2 separate regions of the Homo sapiens genome follow, and region 1 is linked to region 2. The links are chromatin contacts, found by Hi-C or POLR2A ChIA-PET in ENCODE. All regions are on one chromosome and are shown on one strand. The core of a region is the stretch at or near the end of the contact, and the rest is flanking DNA. Distances in the headings are between cores, read along the strand shown.

What was found. A loop is a pair of places that touch in the nucleus more often than their neighbours do. ChIA-PET counts read pairs that join two places held with the same protein, here RNA polymerase II (POLR2A). Pooled maps may share reads with other maps.
Region 1: a map of heart right ventricle shows a loop between it and region 2 (14-fold over the local background). The contact joins two enhancer-like sites. A Hi-C loop is called at or near these places in 5 of 168 maps with a recorded cell type or tissue (CD4-positive, alpha-beta T cell, CD8-positive, alpha-beta T cell, HepG2 and 2 more), 5 of 37 single-sample maps with no recorded cell type and 13 of 50 pooled maps. POLR2A ChIA-PET finds 5 or more read pairs at or near these places in 14 of 52 experiments (CD4-positive, alpha-beta T cell, CD4-positive, alpha-beta memory T cell, CD8-positive, alpha-beta T cell and 10 more).

Annotation. Positions count from the first base shown.
Region 1 is chr11:14,611,326-14,618,031 of GRCh38, reverse strand. It overlaps a transcript of PSMA1 not described here. Among named protein-coding and RNA genes, the nearest start is that of PDE3B, 29 kb to the left of the region's middle. Within about 2 kb of position 5,236, at least 2 of the 41 ENCODE cell types and tissues checked have a DNase peak (open chromatin) inside an H3K27ac peak, as active enhancers do.
Region 2 is chr11:14,577,284-14,584,873 of GRCh38, reverse strand. It overlaps a transcript of PSMA1 not described here. Among named protein-coding and RNA genes, the nearest start is that of PSMA1, 61 kb to the right of the region's middle. Within about 2 kb of position 6,218, at least 10 of the 41 ENCODE cell types and tissues checked have a DNase peak (open chromatin) inside an H3K27ac peak, as active enhancers do.

The sequences.
Region 1 (6,706 bases), core at 3,987-6,486, 34 kb before region 2:
TGTCCTCACAGAAGGAAATTGCCTAAAAACTACTAGAACATAGTTTCTATGCTACAAACATAATCTGGCCAAAGTCATCAGCTAGTAAGTTGCAAAATAGATTTTCAAAACCAGGTTGACACCAAAGCCCATGTCCTCCACACTGTACTTCTCTCTCCTAGGCAAGGAATAATCAAGGTATGTGCCAAGCTCCCAGGCTGTGTTGTTCCTTACACCTCTCCTGATTCCAGTTTCAGTAAAGCCATGAGTCACAGCAGCGGTAACAGTAAGAAGCTTTCAGCTTGTCCAGCTCACTTGTTAACCCCATATACACACACACACACACACACACACATATATATATATACGTATATATATGTATATATATATTTCAAAAAAAAAGGACAATAAAGAGGCTGAAGATGAACTCAAACCAAGTAGCTGATTTTCTGAAGCAGCTAACCTATTTCTGAGCTAACAGTCTTAGTGTGTATTAAATTCTTACTTCTGTATTCTCTCAGAATTAGAGAGAAATGTCTATTCACTCTTTCATTTAACAAGCAATTATTGAGTGCTTACCCTGTGCCAGTCACTGGAGAAACAGAGATTAATAGAAAAAGATTTCTGCTGTTAAGAATCACATGGTTGAGGAAGGAAGGGGGAAGTAGAAACAGACAAGCAAATGATTATAGTACAATGTAGCATTGATATTGAGAACTAAAAAAAGAAATTAACAGTAATAAATATAGGGATGCTACATTGGGGGAAATATCCCTTCCCAATTTTTGGTGTTTCCTTCCAGATGGAGAAGATTCCACTAGTGTGGTATTCCCTAAACTTTGTCCACCCCTCAACTCTTTCCTTCCCAGAGAAGGAGAAATTACTTAATCTGATTGATTAGTATGAAAAAAGAAAGTGGGCATGCAACACAAGCCCCTTATTTTCTCCCTCCACACCCACTCTCAGCAGGCAGCCTGAAAAGAAGATAACTTCTGTTCTTCCATGCCCTGTGTTTTTCACAGACTGGCTTCATGTAAGGAAGCCTAGAGAAGTCCAGCACTGTCTGTGACTAGGGGTTCACTATTAGGAATCCCTTTTGTTCATAGATACAAACGACATTCTCCACCATCAGTTTAATCTGTACTAAATGTGTTATTTCTCAAGAGGCAATATAATGTAGTGGTTAGGTGCATAGACTCTGGAGCCAAACTGGTTCATACCCTGGGTTTGCTACTTAATAATAGCCATGAGACTTTGGGTCAGTTGCTTAACCTCCCTGGGGCTTCAATTTCTCCACCTACAAAATAGGGCTAATAGTATCTACTCACAGGATGATGTGAGGATTAAGTGATTTAACATATCTAAAGCACATAGAACAGTGCCTGTTACAAAATAACTTCTCCAGAAGTTTGAGCTATCATTACTATTATTATTATTTTAACCTTTATCTATTGTAATCTTATTTCTCAATTTGTTGAAAACTCAAGCAGGAAAAAGTGTTATTAATATTTATTGGGATCTGATCGGGCACAGTGGTTCACACCTGTAGTCTTAGCACTTTGGAAGGCCGAGGCAGGCAGATCATTTGGGTCAGGAGTTCGAGACCAGCCTAGCCAACATGGTGAGACCTCCATCCCTACTAAAAGTATAAAAATTAGCCGGGCATGGTAGTGCTTGCCTGTAATCACAGCTACTCAGAGGCTGAGGCACAAGAATAGTTTGAGCCTGGTAGGTGAAGGTTGCAGTGAGCCAAGATGGCACCATGCACTCCAGCCTGGGTGACAGAGCAAGACTCTGTCTCAAAAAAAAAAAAAAAAAAAACTGTTGGGATCCTCCAACTCTCACCTCCAATAGTTAGGGAAGTTTAAGAAATCTTACACAGTTCTTACAGTCGTTGCCCTTTTGTTTATAGTTCTTGGCTCTTTACTGGATGAAATTTGGAAGATTGTATCAGTAGGTGCCAGATGCCAGGCCAAGCATCTCAGACTTCAGCCCAAATTGGTTTGAGGTTGATGCCTCTGATTTCCATGGGTAAGGCAGGCAGGCAGCTCTTTACTTGATTCTCAAAGATTAATCCCATGTCCCTCAGGTTATCTGCACATTCTAGAGATCCCCTCTTGCTCTGGCCTCTGCGTGTCCTACTGCGGTCTTTGCAAAACCCTCCTAGGAAGAGAAGGCTCTTTCCCACCTAGTCACAATGATTCTTTCCCTGGATTCAGATCTGCCTTTCAGGAGTTCAATGAGGGAAACAAACAGGTAGGCTAAAACAATTGGAATACAAAGTATTAAGTACAGTTAAAAAGAGATCTAAATGGTACCACAGAAGTGGACCAGTCAGGACAGGAAACAGATGGCATACTGAAAAGGAGTGATTAAAGAGAGTTTAATAAGGAATTTATTTACAAAGGTATAGGCAGTTAAGGACAGTGAAGCATCAACAGTGAAAATTGCTCCTACACCTAGGCCTGAAGAAACAAAGGGAAAGAGCTATTACCAAACTTCAGAAAGCAAGCTATAGGAGAGAGCTACCTCACAGGAACTCTGTTTCAGGTAATGCAGCCCCTGCCAATCCAAGGCCTGGAAGAGAGGGATGTAGGAAAATATTACAATTGTACTCTTCTGTCCTCTGAGTTTCTTTCAGCGTGTCCCACTGTTCAAATCTACCAGAAAGTCAGAGGACAAGGAAACCTGTTACTGTCATCCAAAGAGGTCAACCTCTGAGGACGCAGGGCAAGTAGAGAATGCTGGAGAGGGGATCTCAAGTGGCCAGCAAAGAACAACCCAGCACAGAAGCGAAGGGACTAACACTTTCTTAAGATTTCATAAAAGACCTTTTAAAGGAGGTTATATTTGAGATAGGCACTGAAGGATAAGTAGGGGTTTACCAAATAGAGAAGTGAATAAGACATTTTAGGCAAAAGGATAGCATTGTCAATATCTCATAGATATACAAAAGAACTTGCATGGGCTATATATTCAGACAAGCAATCCCATTTGGCAGAAGCACATGATGCTTTTGGAGAGATGGGTCTGAAAAGAAAAGTTAGGATCAGATTATAAAGGCTCTTAAGTGCCATGCTAAAATGACTGGACTCGATCCTGTAGTTAATGAGGATCCGCTCAGAAACTTTCAGAGAAAGAGAGTGACATGAGCATAGTTTAAGTTAGAAAAAGATCCCTCCAATGGCAGTGTAAAGGATGGACTAGAGTACTGAAAGACTAAAGGCAGGAAGATCATTTTGGGGATCTTTGCCATAGTCCAGGCAAGATAAAGGTGAATGGAACTAAAGCAGTGGCAGTGATAAGGAAGCAAAGATTCTAGGCATTTTCTGAAGATTTAATGAACAGAACTGGATGACCTAGTAACTATGAGGAATGCAGAAAAAGGCAGGCTCTAGATGAGAATCAAATTTCTAGCTTGAGAAACTAGATCGATGGTGGTACTATTAATTAGGAGAGAAAATTCAAGCAGAGTAGCTTTGTGTGAGACTGCATGGATTTCATCTTTCTGCGTACTGAGTTTATTATGCCTATGGATCACTAACAGAAATATCTAGTTGGCAATGAACAGTAGAAGGCCAGGCTCTGAAGAGAGATCTAGGAGCCAGATATACAGTCTGAAGAAGAACAATTCATTATTTGGGGTTTTTTTTTTCAGCTTATATGAAACATATTCACCAAATTTTTCTCAACCTCTGTAACAAAGGAAAAAATGTTACTCATCATATAATGAAATAAACCACAGAGTTAGAAATAAATCCACTGATGACACTTCTTACCAGGGGAGAGTTTTTCATCTGTTTGTTAATAATAGAAACTCCTAACTCAGAATTGCATGGTAGTTTAGGAGTATTTTTTAAAAAAACAAACAACCCTCAGTTTTTAAAACTGAGTACTGTTTGCTTGTTATATTTAACACTTGGTTATTTTGTAAATAATATCCAAATTTTCCATGAAAGCTTCATTTTATTATTTAAACCCATATCCCAGTGACATGCAATTGTTCTTCAACTGAGACATTTGATAATACTGTGACAAGCAGAGTTCTTTTCTCATAGTAAGTTCAATATAAATATTTACTGGATGAATGGATAGGTAGAAGGATAAATGAAAGCAGCAGAGTGTGATAAAGTAATTTTGATTTTGTTATAAATGTGATATTCATATATAAATGTATGAAAAACTGTAATCAAGAGAATTACAAATGGTCTACTTTTGTTTCATTTGTGGAAGATGCCAGAATTATTTAGACAACTGCCTGTTTCTCCTTTGTGTCCAGAGGCCTCAACCACCTTACTTAAAAAGAACTGAAATACTGTTCTTCCAGTTCTTTGCTGTATAAAATGAGCACAGGTATAGGGTTTCACTACTTTACTTCTTTTGTGTAATTTCCTACATAATTATTTTGAAATCTCAGAAATATAGTTCTGATTATCTGAAACCAATGGAAGTCTGTCCTTAATACCACATAATGAGGCACAGTAGAACCAGTTGATTTTTGGCTGGGCACAGTGCTCACGCCTATAATCCCAGCACTTTGGGAGGCCGAGGTGGGCAGATCACCTGAGGTCAGAAGTTTGAGATCAGACTGGCCAACATGGTGAAACCCCGTCTCTACTAAAAATACAAAAAATTTAGCTGGGCATGTTGGTGCACACCTGTAATCCCAGCTACTTGGGAATCTGAGACATGAGAATCACTTGAACCTGGGAGGCAGAGGTTGCAGTGAGCCGAGATGGTGCCACTGCAGTCCAGCCTGGGCACCATCTCGGCTCACTGCAACCTCTGCCTCCCTGGAGCAAGACTCCATCTCAATTTTTAAAAAAAAATTGATTTTTAACTCCTAACTTTATACATGACCAATATGTGACTTAATAAACCTATTTAAAATTATTGACTTTATTACTGTATTTTACATTATTAACTTTATTACAGACTTTATTTGTTAAAATCCTCTATTCAAAATAACTTTAGAAAAAATGTTCTGCTTTGGTGGTTGTCCATCCAGTGAAATTTGGAATGAGTCATTAATACACTGCATAACCATGTTCCTTCCCTATCTCCATCTTAATGTAGTTCCTTGTCTTCAATGGGCACCATTGACACTGCATCTTTTATCACTCATCTGCCCAGCCCGCCCGGCCCACAAAATAAATGGAAAGATTTCTTCCTAACTCCTGCCCTTTCTAAGGAAGGAAGTATAGGCACATGGTCTAAAGAGGACTGGACCTCAAGTTAAATTATGACCAGGCCCAGTCACCCACAGATCATATGATCTCTGGGTAAACATAGCCTACTCTAAATGACTAAGTTAAAGGTAGCAGGAAGATACAGAGGATACTAAAAATGCTTGACAAATTTTAAATTTCTGTTGAATATTTAAAAAATATTTTATTTATATCTCTTTCCTAGAGGGTACAGTCTATGTCCTAGTCATCTATGTATTTTTCTTTTCACCTAGCACAATATCAGTTGCTAGTAGAATGAATTAAGAAACTGCTCCATACATTTTTTTTCTAATTTTCTGCTTTATCTAATGTTTCTTTAATGCAGATAAACTGCTTATATGATAATTAAATGTCTCTTTCCTGTTTTAAATGTATATATTTTATATAGATATATTGTACACGATAATACATATATGATCATACTTTCAATTGAAGGAAAGTAAGGAAATAGTTTAAAACTGACTTATGAATCAATACATACTACAATTTCAACATCTTATGAGAATTGTGTGTTACACTACATAATATTTAAATACAAATTATATTTTTCTGCTATTCTAAACACCATGGTTAGCAAAAACTGAAATGAATGTTTTGTTTTCCTATGACACAACTGGGTGAAAAGCAGAACTACACATAAGTTTCATAATAAAACTTCACACCACATCATACTTGTCTGTTGTCAGGTTTTGTTACATTCCTCCTAGCTCAACCAAGACTCCCTGGGGCTGGCAAACAGGGCAGAGTTTGAGTCAAAACCATGCACTTCCTTTCAGCTTTAGAGATGCACTTACAATTTTGGGGGAAACCAAAAAACAGCTGTTTTTTCCTCCAGATGTGGCAAGTCTGTCACTTTCAGTGTTTATTCCAACTCCAAACTCAGCACAAATAAAGACAATTGCCTGGGAAAGGAAGGGGATAGAGGCTGGAGAATCCAAAAGTTCTATTCCACTCAAAATAAGGTATCAATGTTACAAGACTCCCTTGAAAAGAGACAAAGTTGGGAAGATGGCAGAGCAGAAAGGGAGAGAAGGAGAGAAGAGAGAGAGAGCATGGAAGGGAGGGTGGGAAGGAGGAAAGGAAGGAACAATCTAGTGAGGAGTATGTGTCATTACCAAAGATTAGGATTAACCCAATTCTGTGGTCCTGGGATCCAACAAAAAAATGCACACCTGACCTAATTGTATTCATTTGTCAAGAGGCCGGTTCCATATCGGAGACAGGCTGTATTCATAGATGATTTTAAGGACAGTTTAAGGCATAGAGTTTTACTCTAAAAACTGAGAAACAAAAAATCCTTCATTGTAGAATTTGTTTTGTTGCCCTAGCTCTACTATTTATACTTTTCCACTTTAGCTATGCACAGAACATAGCTAATTTTCATCTCAATTTTTCAATTCTTTTGCTATATAATTGTTAACATTTATTGACCACTAACCTCATTTTAAGGACTGTGCTAAGTATTTTATATACTTTCCTGGGGAGGCACTTATTCCTCA
Region 2 (7,590 bases), core at 4,969-7,468:
GACCCCAGCCTGTCTTACTACAATTGCCAGCTGGAGACAGAACAGGGCCTAAGGGCAAAGGCAGAATGGCATATGAGGAAGAGAACCAAAGGTCAGTCACAGAACAGCTGTGTCACAGGTGAGATCTAAAGGAAAACTGCGGGACTAAAAGCAGGAAGCAAACAGAAGTTCAGGAGCCAGAGGAATGCAAGAACATATCAGGAAGGGGGATATGAGACAGGAATAGAATCAGGGCTTTGGCCATGAATGAGGCCAGGGTACCTCAAGCTCATTCTTGTTGAGAGCTTGCCCTGTGGTGCTTGGGTAAGCAGGAAAGAGTTAGGCAGTGCAGGTTGGGACAGTCTTTAAAAAAAAAAAAAAAAAAAACAAAAAACAAAAAAAACACTCCAAACCATATTATCACATAGCCTATTAACTGACACTTATTTTGATGCCTCTGAGCCATCCGGAAGAGGCTAAATGTGGTATCTTCCACTTAAAAAGTAAGGGAAATATGTGAAATATTTTAGAAAAGCCTGCGAATAGCGTGGTTTAAAAACAAAAAGAGAGGTCCTTTTACCTCTGAAGGGATAACTTTTAGCTGCCAGGAAAATTCACATATGTATAATCCCACATTGCCTCCATAAATCTAGGTAGCTATGGCAGTGATTCAGAAAAGTGAAGGCATCGCTTTTTGACTTTGAATGTCTCCATTTCTCCCAGCTGGTATGACAGTGATTTTCCTTTCTCCCTTATTTTGGAGTTGTAAGGTATATTAACATTCTTACATAGCTTTGATCCAATATAGAATTTTTTTAAAAAACTTTCAAAGAAGGACTTTATGGACTGGCATTAGCCACGTGCTTATTTGCTGTGTCCAGGGGGCTGTGACACTGTAATTGGCTCTGCTGGGGATAATCACTCCCTAGGAGACAGATGAGGTTAGGGTAGGAGGGTATGAGCCCTGAAGCCATGTGGAGTAGTAAAGGAGTCCCCCAAGTGAAAAGAGGCTGCCGTTTTCAGAAGCAGGGGTGTGGGAAAAATACTGAGCAGATATCTACCACAACCTAACAGGTGCACACAAGTAATGAGTGAAATAGCAGGGACTTTAACTTATGTTTGCCTATTTTTAAACGTCTACTTTTCTCCTAATGTTGTGTCTCCTTTGCTGGGGAAAACTTTTATAATTGCTGCCTAACTCCTGTTGTTTCACTCTGTCTGCCCTCTCTCCTACCCTGCTTTTACCCCCAGCCTGGAGTCCACTTGGGTGGAAATGCAGCATATAATGAGCCCAAAGTTAATCATCTGCAGGTTTGCCCTGATAAGTCACAGTATGTTTGCTGCACTCCTTCCAAGAGTCAACAGCAGCTTTGGGGATGTGCTGAGAGTGGCTTATGGCATTCTGAGCGCTGGCCCAGATGGGAGGCAGTGTGTTGGGGAGTCTATCTGAACGCCACCATCTGGAATGCCTCTGTTGCCCTGAAGGCACTCGTCTGCATCTCCAGTGTACACGGCTTAGAGATGCCAAAAATTGAGCCAAGTTCACTGGATGTACAAACGGCCTGACGTCAATGGAATTTATTCATAATTTAGGCCTCATGTGTGATGTACTGTCTGAACTCAATGATCTGTCAAAACAATCAGGGAAGAAGAGGAGAAGGAAGAAGAAAAGGTGGAGGAAAACAAAGAGGAAGAAGAGAAGTGAAAGGTAGAAGAAACAGCAGAGAAGAAGAAGAGGAAATTAGGACAGGGCCAGGAGCTGTAGCAGCACAGGTTCAGCTTTTGGCTCCTGGGGCCAATGGTCCCTGTAAGTTTGTTGAAAGCATCAGTGCCAAATAAAACATGGCCTTTTAAAGCACCGAATTACGTGAGCGCAGAGCTGTTAAAATCAGTGTAGCAAAAATCCAGCTGGGTTTGGCCGTCGCCACAAAGTACAAAATGATGATCATTTGTACTGCCAAGACCCAGGGTTCTCCAGATGTGGTGGACTGAGCAGAGTTACTTGGATATACATTCAGTTGCCCATTCTTTAAAATAAGGAATCTGCTATTAAGAAGTGTATGAGGCTGGGAGCAGTGGCTCACGCCTGTAATCCTAACACTTTGGGAAGCCGAGATGGGTGGATCACTTGAGGTCAGGAGTTTGAAACCAACCTGGCCAACATGGTGAAACCCCATCTCTACTAAAAAGTACAAAAAAAAAAAAAAAAATTAGCTGGGCCTGTTGGCGTGTGCCTGTAATCCCAGCTACTTGGGAGGCTGAGGCAGGAGAATTGTTTGAACCTGGGAGGCAGAGGTTGCAGTGAGCCAAGATGGCGCCACTATACTCCAGCGTGGTGATAGAGTGAGACTCCATCTCAAAAAAAAAGAAAAGGAAGAAATGTATGAAGTGGATATTTGCTAGGGGTTTTTTGGTTGTTGTTGTTGTTGTTGTTTTGTTTTTGCTTGCCCTGTGTCCAGAGGTGGATTATATTGTGAAACTAACAAAGCTTAAGCTTCAGAAGCCTTCAGTTGCATGGGAGGTGCTGGGAGTTATGGAGTATTCTAGGTGGGGAGAGAAAGCCAGGTTACAATCAACAAGCATTTATATATTAGCATTTCTGGTAAATTGTCTAAATCGATCTAAGAAGTAAAGAACCTAAATCTCCAAGAGTTCAATAATTTGTTGGGATTTATTTTCTCATTCTAAATAAAACCAACTTTTATACCTGTTTTTAAATTTGTATTTTTTTTAATTAAAGAAGACCCCAAAATTATAAGGCTTTCAGTTCCATAAAATCTGAATCTATCCCTATCTGCCTCAATTGCCTTTCTTCTGCAGATCAAGGTAACCAAACCTTGATTTGCCTTTGTGGAAAGGTTTTCTGCTCACTCAGCAGTAGACACATGATCCAGGTTCAGGAATAAGTACGTGATCCAATTTGGGCTAATAAGAATCAGGGGCAAAGTTTTTGCTGGACCTTCTACTGGGGTTATTAAGTTGAAAGTTACTAAGTTGTGTGGAAATGCAAGTGTGGCATTGCCAACAACCATCTTGCTTCTATAAGAGGAAACTGCCTGCGAATAAAATTCGTATAGAAGAAAGCAGAGCTAAGGGATATAAAGAAGCCAAGTCTTAATAATGTGACTTTGCAACCCTGAAACAATACTGAAGTTACTACAGATAATCCTGGGCTTTTCAGACAGACAAATCAATAAAAACCTCTTTTTTTCTTAAGCTATTTTGAGTTGGGTTCTGGCAGTTGCAACTGAGTCTTGACTAATACAGGTCCTTATATGCTGGAAAAATAATTATTATTATTTCAACTCAGAAGGTGATTTTTTTAGTGTATTTGCCTCTGAATAGTTATAACATAGATAACACTTACTGATCACTCTTATTAAGGGTTTTACTCATATTAGCCCATCTGAATCTCAAAAGCAACCTCATGAAGTATGTACTGGTATTATCATATCCATTTTACTAAAGAGGAAATCGAAGGCACATAGAAGTTAATTAACTTGTCTAATTGGTGTACACTTTGGTTTTAGACCTTGGATTCCTAACTGTTACACTGTGCTGCTTGAGCCAACTGATTCAGATGATACTAACATCCTTTTAAGAAAAGCTCTCATACCAAGACTTCATTAGAGGTTGCCAGCCTATGAATTATATGCCCTTAGAACAAATGCAAGGGTGGGCAATGTAGTTCACTTTCGTCAGAATTGGCTGAGAATGACAGCTACCAAGAATATAGTAGACTATTCACCAGCCAATATATGTACACCAGCCAATGGGACCCAACATCAAATCCCTCTTTTCTTATTTGGGAACTTTCTAAAGGTTCTCTCATATGTGTTTCCCTTTGTCCTCTTTCCCTCGATTCATCCCATAACTACATAGCTCCCTGGTGTCAGTATGACACTTTCTATCTGTAGTTCATCTGTCATTCCTATCACTCCTGATGTGTTGCCACTGGTATTAAGGGGAATCCCAACACGATTCCACTTCAGTAGTTTCCATGCTGAAGATGGGAGAATGAACTGAGGGCTCCTAATCTTCTTAAACAACCCCCATTATGCCTCCAAACTGGATAATCTCTCAGTTTCCTACAATTCCCTCTTCTTGTGCCTCTTCCAGACTTACTCCCTTGTGTTCTTCTCTGCCTATGGCTCCAGTCTGACAGGCTTAAGATCTAAAGCCTGGATCCCACTATCACCAAACCAAGTATGTATTTCAGACTTGAAGCCATAATGATCTGATCCTTTCATTTTTCAGCAAATGTTTATTAAGCACTTACTAGGCACTGGAGATTTAGGGATGAGTATGACACAGTTTTATCTTTCTAGAAGCTCTCAAAGTACTGGACTCAGGGGAAGTTAAGATGGGACACAAGGCCAACAGTTCCTATGAATGGAGTGACTTAGAATCACAGCAGAGGCAGATGCCAACTTATTGAAGAGAATAAGGAGGCTTTTTAATGCAGGACAGAAGATGGAGTGGCAGGAAAAGTGGTCTTGAGGTGTAGCAGGAATTATCCAGCAGAGAATAGCATTCCAAGCAGATGGAACAGCATGTTCAAGGCTAGGAAGGCAATAAAGGATAAGACGTGTTTGAGAAATAGCAAGAATTTTAGTATGGCAGGAGCAGACAGTCTTTGAGGGAGAGTGGTGAGAGATGATTCTAAAATAGTAGGTAGAAGCCAGCTTGTGAAATCCTTGTGTGTTGTGTTCTGGAATCTGAAAATCATCCATTATTCATAGACAGCCAATGAGATCTCAAGCGAGAGTGACATGATTACATTTGTATTGCAGACAGATCACATGAGCAACAGTGTCGCTCTCTTGTAGTAATCAGATCTTTCTTTCCAGCCCTGCTCTTTGGATTTGAGGTTCTTCAGATCAACCCAATTTGTGGCCTCCATTATCACTGCAGACAGATTTTTCTCTCCCTTTCCTCAGCACACAATCAGTGTACCTTGAAGTTCCCTCTTACCCATCCATCAGCCTGGGAATGGCATTTCCTCAGAGAAGCAATTCTCAAACACATGTGGGTGTGTAGCTTGTAGGAAGGATATATCATGTTCACTTGGAGGGCATTTTCAAAGTACATGTGCCTTTGCATCACATGCCCCTCTTGCTCTGAAATTCTAATAGGCCAAAGGTTTGAGGGGGGTTTCTAGGGGAACTAGCATTTTGTAAAAGTTTATTCTTTTAAAGAATAGAGATCTAGACATGGAAACTCTAATCAAGACATACTCCTCTCAATTCCTTAGTTGTTATTAAAATACTACAAAATCTGCATTTATATTATAATAGTGACACCTCTTATAGTTGGTCGAAAGTTGGCCCCAAAAAGGATGTGTCCATGTCCTAATACTTGGCCCCTGTTAATGTTACCTTATTTAAAAAAAAAAAAAAAAAAAAAAAGTCTTTGCAGCTGTAATTAAGTTAAGGATCTTGAAATGAGATCATCCAGATGGATTTTAAATCCAATTCCAAGTATCCTTATAACAGACAGAAGAGTAAAAGACAAAGACAAAGAGGAAAGGCCATATGAAGATGAAGGTAGAGATCGCCGTTACGTAGCTAGAAGCCAAAGAATGCCTGGAGACATCAGAAGCTGGACAAGGCAAAGAAGCATTCTCTTCTAGAACCTTCAGAAGGATCATGGCCCTGCCAATACCTTGATTTCAGACTTCTGTCCTCTAGAATAGTAAAAGGATAGATTTATGTTGTTTTAAGTCACGAGGTTTGTAGCAATTTGTTATGGCATCTCTAGAATGTCAACATACCTTCTTTCTAATAGGTTATACCTAATAGTTACTTTTAAGAGAGGAGACAGTTTCCAAAGTGTTGTATAATAGCATGATGTAAATGAATTTAGGCCAGGTAACTTAATCCCTTTGAGCTGGTTTCTTCACCTAATCCCATCCTCACAGAATGTTGAGATGATTCAATGAGATAAAATAAAACTACCCAGCAGACAACTGGCAAAAACCAGGCTCTAAAGGAAGTATCTATTTGAGAATAGGACTCAACACATGTTGCATAGACACTCTGGTGAAACAAGCTCTCCCAGGAGAAGGCCGGGATAATTAACATGCAATGTCTGGGCCTCTATCAGAATCTCTTTTACATGTAACCACTTACACCCATCTGGTATCAGCTCTTGTTTGTCACCAACTAACCACTGCCCTCTCCTGCAACCTTCTCTACTTCCTGTTTACGTAGATAGCTGCTTCCTGACTGACGAAACTGAATGGTTTCAGCCAGACTGCTTTTCCCCTGGACCCATGCCAAGAATACCTTCTTTACTTTGCATTTCTCATTCTGCTTTCTTCTTATAGTAGAAGCCATCATATTAATGAGTTGCAAACTGCTGCCCTGAGCTATTCCCAGCTAATCAGTTAGTCTTCTTCCTAGCTATTGGATTAAATCAGATGAACACAAGTAATAACACGTCAGGTATCATGTCTGTATCAAGAAATTTGTCCATCCTTTCTTGCTCCAGCCCTGCCAAGCTACTGACAATGATGCTTTTTTCATTTAACTGGACAAGTCATAATGCTGACACTCTCAAGCCCAGCCCTGTCCTGTTTATGTGAAGCAATTCTAACCAAGGCCAGCAGGACAACAAACAATAGGGTTAAACTTGACCAGAACTCCAGATTGGGAGACTATTTTTTTTTAATTATACTTTAAGCTCTGGGGTACATGTGCAGAACATGCAAGTTTGTTACAAAGGTATACACTTGCCATGGTGGCTTGCTGCACCCATCAACCCGTGATCTACATTAGGTATTTCTCCTAATGCTATCCCTCCCCTAGCCCCCAACCCCCCAACAGGCCCCGGTGTGTGATGTTCACCTCCCTGTGCCCATGTGTTCTCATTGTTCAACTCCCACTTATGAGCGACAACATGTGGCTGTTTAAATGATCTAATTTGTGGTTCTCAATATGAGTGAATATGCAAATCATGTTAGAGGCTCTTTCAAACAAACAGATAAACAAATATTTGGAACATGAGTTAGGCATGGATTTTTTTGTTAACTCCTAAGTGGGATAATAACTTTTCCCTCAACTCCAGGCTTATCATCCTTAACACAATAGTTAAGGATGTGAACACTGGAGCCTGACTGTCTGGGTTCAAATTCTGGCTTTGCCACCCATAAGCTGTGTGGCCTTGAGCATGTCACCTAACCTCCTTTGCCTCAATTTCCTCATCTGTAAAACAGTTGTAATAATACCTACATTTGCCAGGGAATTGTGAGGAATAAATAAGTTAACTTGTGAAGAGCACTTAGGCTATATAAATGCTATTATTACTATTACTTTTATTGTTGTTTTATAACTTCTCTGGAGAGACAGGAAGTTGGTCAGAGGGTGAGATGCCTGAATTAGTGATTTCAAGATGAGGCAGGTTGAGGTGATGTGAGGGTTCACAGTATGACAGTGGAAGTGGATAGCAGAGGTAGAATGGAGGAAAGATCATCATTGGAAGGAGAAAATTAGTAGTAGTATTAAAGCATGTTCTTTATGAGACTGGAGTACCTGAGTTCAGATCCTGCCTTCACTACTTAATGGCAGCGCAACCATGAGCAGATTACTTAATTGTTTTCTCATCTGTACC